2 separate regions of the Mus musculus genome follow, and region 2 is linked to region 1. Evidence: chromatin loops called from intact Hi-C (ENCODE). Cell type or tissue: heart. All regions are shown on one strand. Links, peaks and the distances in the headings refer to the core of each region. The heading gives the core; the rest is flanking DNA.

The links. A loop is a pair of places that touch in the nucleus more often than their neighbours do. Peaks named below come from ENCODE experiments on the same cell type or tissue, not always from the same donor. Only the 100,000 strongest peaks of a DNase experiment are listed, where the experiment ranks them.
Region 2: it touches region 1 in a loop (2.2-fold over the local background); 2 of 42 quality-filtered maps call a loop at or near these places.

Annotation. Positions count from the first base shown.
Region 1 is chr8:70,775,727-70,778,530 of GRCm38, reverse strand. Pik3r2 (phosphoinositide-3-kinase regulatory subunit 2) reads left to right here and starts at 1,819. Exons shown (of 16, transcript NM_008841.3): 1 at 1,819-1,924. It overlaps Mast3 (microtubule associated serine/threonine kinase 3), which reads left to right. Exons shown (of 26, transcript NM_199308.2): 26 at 1-414. 2010320M18Rik (RIKEN cDNA 2010320M18 gene) reads right to left here and starts at 1,669. Exons shown (of 1, transcript NR_029440.1): 1 at 925-1,669. In heart, for the core only: a CTCF peak has its summit at 1,321; DNase peaks (open chromatin) are centred at 1,330 and 1,760; H3K4me3 peaks cover 2,465 bases; H3K27ac peaks cover 2,043 bases.
Region 2 is chr8:70,522,008-70,524,811 of GRCm38, reverse strand. It overlaps Kxd1 (KxDL motif containing 1), which reads left to right and starts at 1,632. Exons shown (of 5, transcript NM_029366.2): 1 at 1,632-1,749. In heart, for the core only: a CTCF peak has its summit at 1,646; a DNase peak (open chromatin) is centred at 1,701; H3K4me3 peaks cover 1,793 bases; H3K27ac peaks cover 1,866 bases.

The sequences.
Region 1 (2,804 bases), core at 88-2,587:
TGTGCCTCTTTACAGGACTAACCCCAGTGACTTGCACACTTCATGTGCACTGAGCACACCTGAATTCCCCCCAGCTTTGTGTGATCCAAGAAGCTGAGGTTCCTAAGGCCAGAGGCATGTCCCACAATGGTCCAGTAAGAGTGGCAGCCCAGGACAGGCTCTCCTAGCCCTACTGTGAGCATGGCCATGGGGGAGCCCAGACTCCCATGCTGTGTGATCTAGCAGCCATGTAGTAGGTTGCCAGTGGTGCAGCTCTACACACTCCACGAGGGGAATTCGCAGGCACTCAAACCCTCTGCACCTCCCTGACTCGCAGCCAGTACCTTCTGCTGGAAGGGAGACCAAGGCTGTGCATGAGTAGCCCTCTACCCATCTTGGAGCTGGCATCAAATAAAGTCCCATGAAGACATCTGATACTGGTGTGTGCATTTGTGAGTGGCTGGGGGTAGGGAAAAACTGATGGCTCGATATCATCTAAGTGAGTTTTGTTGGCTGTATAGGGGTTTGGTTAAACACTTAATCCAAGCCAGCCTGCATCCCAGCTACCTAGCAGGCTGGGATCCTGGCTAGGGCAATAGGGCAAAATCTCATCTCTAAAATGAAGTGTTTCCAGGCATGGCTGTATACACATGTAATCCTAACACTTGGAGGTGGGGGCGTGGGGAGGCACGAAGCAGAAGGATCATGAGTTCAGATACAGCCTGGGCTAATAACAAGACCCTGTTTCAAATAATAAAGCCAAAGGAATCAATGATTAAAAGCACTGGCTGCTCTTCTAGAGGACCCAGGTTGTATTCCCAGCACCTACATGGCAGCTCACAGCCGTAACTCAAGTTCTAGAGCATCCGATGTCTCTTCTAACTTCCACAGACACCAGGTACTCACAAGGCGCACAGTTGAACATGAAGAAAAACACAAAATCTTAAAAAGGAAAAATCCAAAACGCTGGGCGTCATAGCTCTTGCTTTTAATTCCAGTCGGGTTATACGCGGCTGTAATTTACTGAACCTGGATCCTGTGCAAGAGCAGTGAGCATGCTTAACTGCCGAACTCTCGCTGCAACCCCTCCGTCCCAATTTTCTACCCTAGTCTTTGCGGTGAGCTAAAATAGATAAATGAATCCCTCGGAAATCAGCCGAACAAGCTCGGCAACTTCTGGTTCTCTCCGTCTCGCCAGAGTCTGTCCGTATTTCCGGAAACAATCTCGCTTCCGGACGCTGATAAGCCGCATTCTCGCGCGTGTTGGGCCGGAGACACTTCGGCTGTTTCCGGACGCCTAGGGTTGTCATGGCAGTGCCTTCGCCTTCCATTCCTTCCACCAGCGGCTCTCCATTGAGGGTACAGCTGCCGAGCTCGTCCAGTGGACCTTCGGCAATTTCCGGAAGCTATCGGCGGCCTCCGAGTCAACTCCCAAGGCCTGGAGTTGAGGTCGTTCGGTTCCTCCCAGACACATTCCGCGGTCTGGCAGGTTCACGACTTCGTAAAAAACACAAACAAACCCCTGTTATGGCACGTTCTGCTGCTTCCGGAATGGCTCGGGTATCTCAGAGTCCCAAGTCCACCGAGCCCAGCTTCGGACCGAATGCGTTCCCGACCCTTCCGCTTTCTAGTGTTTTCGTGAGCCTCCGACGGCCGTGCTCGGCTGTCTCCGACCAGCCTCGGCTGTCTCGTGGCAAAGCCCAGCCTCCCATTCCCGCGGGAGCACACTCGGCAGCTTCCGGAGGCTTGCCCGCGTGCCTCGGTCTTCGGGCTCCGCCTCGTGTGGGGGGAAAGGCCCGCCCTCCCGACCCGAGTGCGCTCGGCTATTTCCGCCTGGGGGCGGGCCCGAAGGCTTGGAACCGCGGCGACGGTGGCTGACGCAGGGATCCCGCGGCTGCGGCGACGGCGGCGGCGGTCGTGGTGGTGGCGACGGCGGCCGGAGTGGGTGAGTCGATGGTGGTGGGGAGGACCCGAGGAGAGAAGGAGCCGCACAAAACCGGGCTCCGAGCTGAGCGTGGGGCTGTGCAGCCTGCGGGGTAGAGACAGGGTCTCTAAGGCCGGGAGGTCCCCGCCCGCAACGGGGCGGAGAGCGGGACACGACCCCGGATCCGGCCACTTCCGTCGTCCAGGGGTCTTCGGGGTGCACGAGGGTCTAGGGGCCCGTCTGTGTGAGCACACAGACTATGCGTGCATCGTAGGCCCCTCCTTTTGCATTGGGGGTTCCGCGATACCCTCCCCCCATGGTGTGCAGACGTGCTCGGCACGGGGGCGGGCAGACGGGTGGCTTTCTTAGGAGAGGCCTCTCCGACCCTCAGTTTCCCTACCTATAACATGCAGGCCACAAGAGGCCGGACAGTGAGTCACACCGGATACCCTGGACCACAAAGCCTTAAGTCCCTCTAGGACACCTGCACCGGGTCCCCGAGATCTGGGGATGAAGCCCAGACCCTCCCCTTGGCACGCTAAACGCCTTTTTCATGGCTTCTTTCTGAAAGCCTCTGCATCCTAGACAGGCGTCTTCCACCATCGGGCCTTTGCAGGAACCGGTCTGTCTATGCATTGCCCTGTCCCTATACGAGGACCTGTCAGCCTTGCTCCCCCAGGAGGATGCACAGAAGACCCAACTGCAGGCTGGAATGGGGACCCAGGCTAGGACCCAATGTGGGGTGTCCAGCTCCTGTCCCCATCCTACTGTGGCACTAAGGTGACCATGGTTCTTCTTGACACCTCCCCTCTCTTGCATCACCAGAGAGCCCCAGGCTAAGGCAAGCTGGGGACACCCCTGCACCCTGTCTCAACCTCCCCTGCAGGAACCAAGGCTTCTG
Region 2 (2,804 bases), core at 296-2,795, 250 kb after region 1:
CATCCCCACCTCACACCTCACGGGACAGACATATTGTGGTGCTCAAATAGAAGAACTGTCCAGATGATAGGTATGGTGCAGCAGGTCTTCATTCCCAGCCCCAGTGAAGCTGGGGCGGGAGGATAGACAGGAATTTCAAGGCCAGCTCCTGACTCATAATGTAAAAAGTAATTTGTTCTTGTATATTTTCAGTATCAGGTATACTTAGAATCCACCAAAGAAGCACAGGTAGCATGAGGTGCTAGACTCTTCCTGTCCTGAGTTGTCACTGCTGTCTGCTTCTCTTAGCACCCAGGATAGTTGTAAAGTTACAGGCACTGTACTATGTGACCCATGCCACAATCAGAGAAGGAATAGTCAGGCTCAAGCCTAGACGACTCATTTGATAAGATTTTAAATCCCTGGAATAGAATGGGGAATTTAAAGACTATGGTAAGGTATACAAAGATTGTAACTCTCTGAGTATCCAGTTATGGGAAAAAGCCTGAGGTTACTTATGATCAGGACTTTAAAAACTACTACGGGGGGCTGGTGAGATGGCTCAGTGGGTAAGAGCACCCGACTGCTCTTCCGAAGGTCCGGAGTTCAAATCCCAGCAACCACATGGTGGCTCACAACCATCCGTAATGAGATCTGACTCCCTCTTCTGGAGTGTCTGAAGACAGCTACAGTGTACTTACATATAATAAATAAATCTTAAAAAAAAAAAAAAAAACTACTACGTTAGCTGGCCATAGTAGTACATACCTTTGATCCCAGCACAGAGGAGGCAGAGAAAGACAGATCTCTGAGTTAAAGAGCAACCTGTTCAAAACACTAAAGGGCATTCCTGGACAGCCGGGACTACACAAAGAAAGGAGTAGGAGAAGAAAAAAAGAAATCAAATACTGCCTTGTTTGCAAGAAATCAGCATGCCAGCCTCTGCCTTTTTTTCTATGCTGAAATCCTTTTTTTGCAGAAGGCATATTAAAAACGGTTTCTCTTATTTGGACGTACAGAAAAAGTCCCAGAAAAACCAGAGATAAAAAGAGAAATCTTGTTTCATAAAACCAAAACTGGCCGGTCCTGGTGGCACAGGCCTTCAATCCGACCACTCAGGAGGCCGGTAGATCTCTATGAGTTCGAGTCTGGCTTGGTCTAAATAAGCAAGTCCAGAACAGGCAGAGCTCTGTTACACAGAGAAACGGTCTAGAAAAACCCAAACAAAACAAGTCAAATCCCTGCATCTCTTTCACCAGACTCTTTATTAGAGAGAGGGGATTATTTCTCACAATACCGAGTACCAGGCCAGCCTGGGCTACAGCGATACCTCAAAAATCTGAAAGTCACACATGGTGGCATACAATGGCGTACACGCCATTTCAGGATGACCAGGATTTTAAGGGTAACCTAGGCTCCATGGCGAGCTGGAATCCAGCCTGAGTACATATGACCTTGTCTTTTTGTTTACTTTTCGAGATAGGGTTTCCTTGTGTAACACTGGATTGATAAATAATACATTTAATTGCCCACTTCCGGATTGCTTAAAAGCCATGTTTGGGACACAGCGCGTGCGCGTATCTAGTGCTGCGATTGCTCATCCTTTTGGCGTTCACGTTAGGGCTTCTACAATTTGGTCCTCCCGCCTCCTCGCGGTGAGTACGCGCAGGCTCCTAGGCGCCAGGACAGGGGGCGCTCGTGGACGCTCTATGATGACGTAAGCGCTAGGGCGCCCTCCCGGAAGCGCGAGCCAGGCCGCCAGATGTGCAGGTGCCGAGGCTGGAGCCGCCGGGGCCGGGCAGGGCGGGAACTCGGGGCGTCAGGAGGCCACGGAGGGGAGGGAGGGCCCATCCTAGCTCGGGGACACAGCCTCAGTTTTCCCGGATTCGCAGCGATAGCGCGGGCCAATCTAGATGGAAACCCTAGTTGTGTGACCTGGAGCCCTGAGCGGCTTGGGGTGCGCGTGTACCTCAGTTTCCCCGCTCAAAGGGGCGGGGACCCCGTGTTTGTTTGAGTCACGCCTTATCTGGTTTGGTTCTTTTGTTGTTGTTGTTTCTCCTTCAGAGTTTGGCCGGAAGAGTTGAAGTCCGTTTAGAGGACTCGGGCCGGACGGCTCCTTGTGCTCCTACTGTGACCTTGAGGCTCAGAGCCATTCCAGTCAGCCTGACATTCCTGGGGGAGAGTTAGTGTTTCTTTAGATGATAGCTCAAATTAGCCTCCAGTTCCTGGTAATCATCCTGCCTCGGCCACCCAACTATAAAGAGAGTCATTAAAATTTTGAGATAGCAGCCCAGACTGGGGCCTCTGTCTCCTTGAAATGCATCTTCCTCAGTCTCTAAAGTACTGGGATGACAAGCGTGAGTTACCTCATCTGCTTGTGTTGAGTCTTGTTTTGGATTAGGGTCTCATTTGTTCCAGGCTAGTCTGTAACTCACAAAGCAAAAGTGACCTGAAACTTCTGCTCTTACTGTCTTCTCTAGCACTGTGCACGGGCAGGGCATTCACCACACCTGACTCTTATTTGTTTATTTCACGTATGTGCATACATAAACTGTCGCTGTCTTCAGACAAAGCAGAAGTGGGCACTGGATTCCCATTACAGATGGTTGTGAGCCACCATGTGATTGCTGGGAGTTGAACTCAGGACCTCTGGAAGAGCAGTCAGTGCTCTTGACCGTTGAGTCATCTCTCCAGCACGTATTTATTTAGACAGTCTTATGTGTCTCAATCTCGTCTCCCACTCATTATGTAGCGCAAATTAACTTTAAACTTACAACAGTCTTCTAGTCACCTGAGTGCCAGGATGGCAAACATGAGCTGTCACA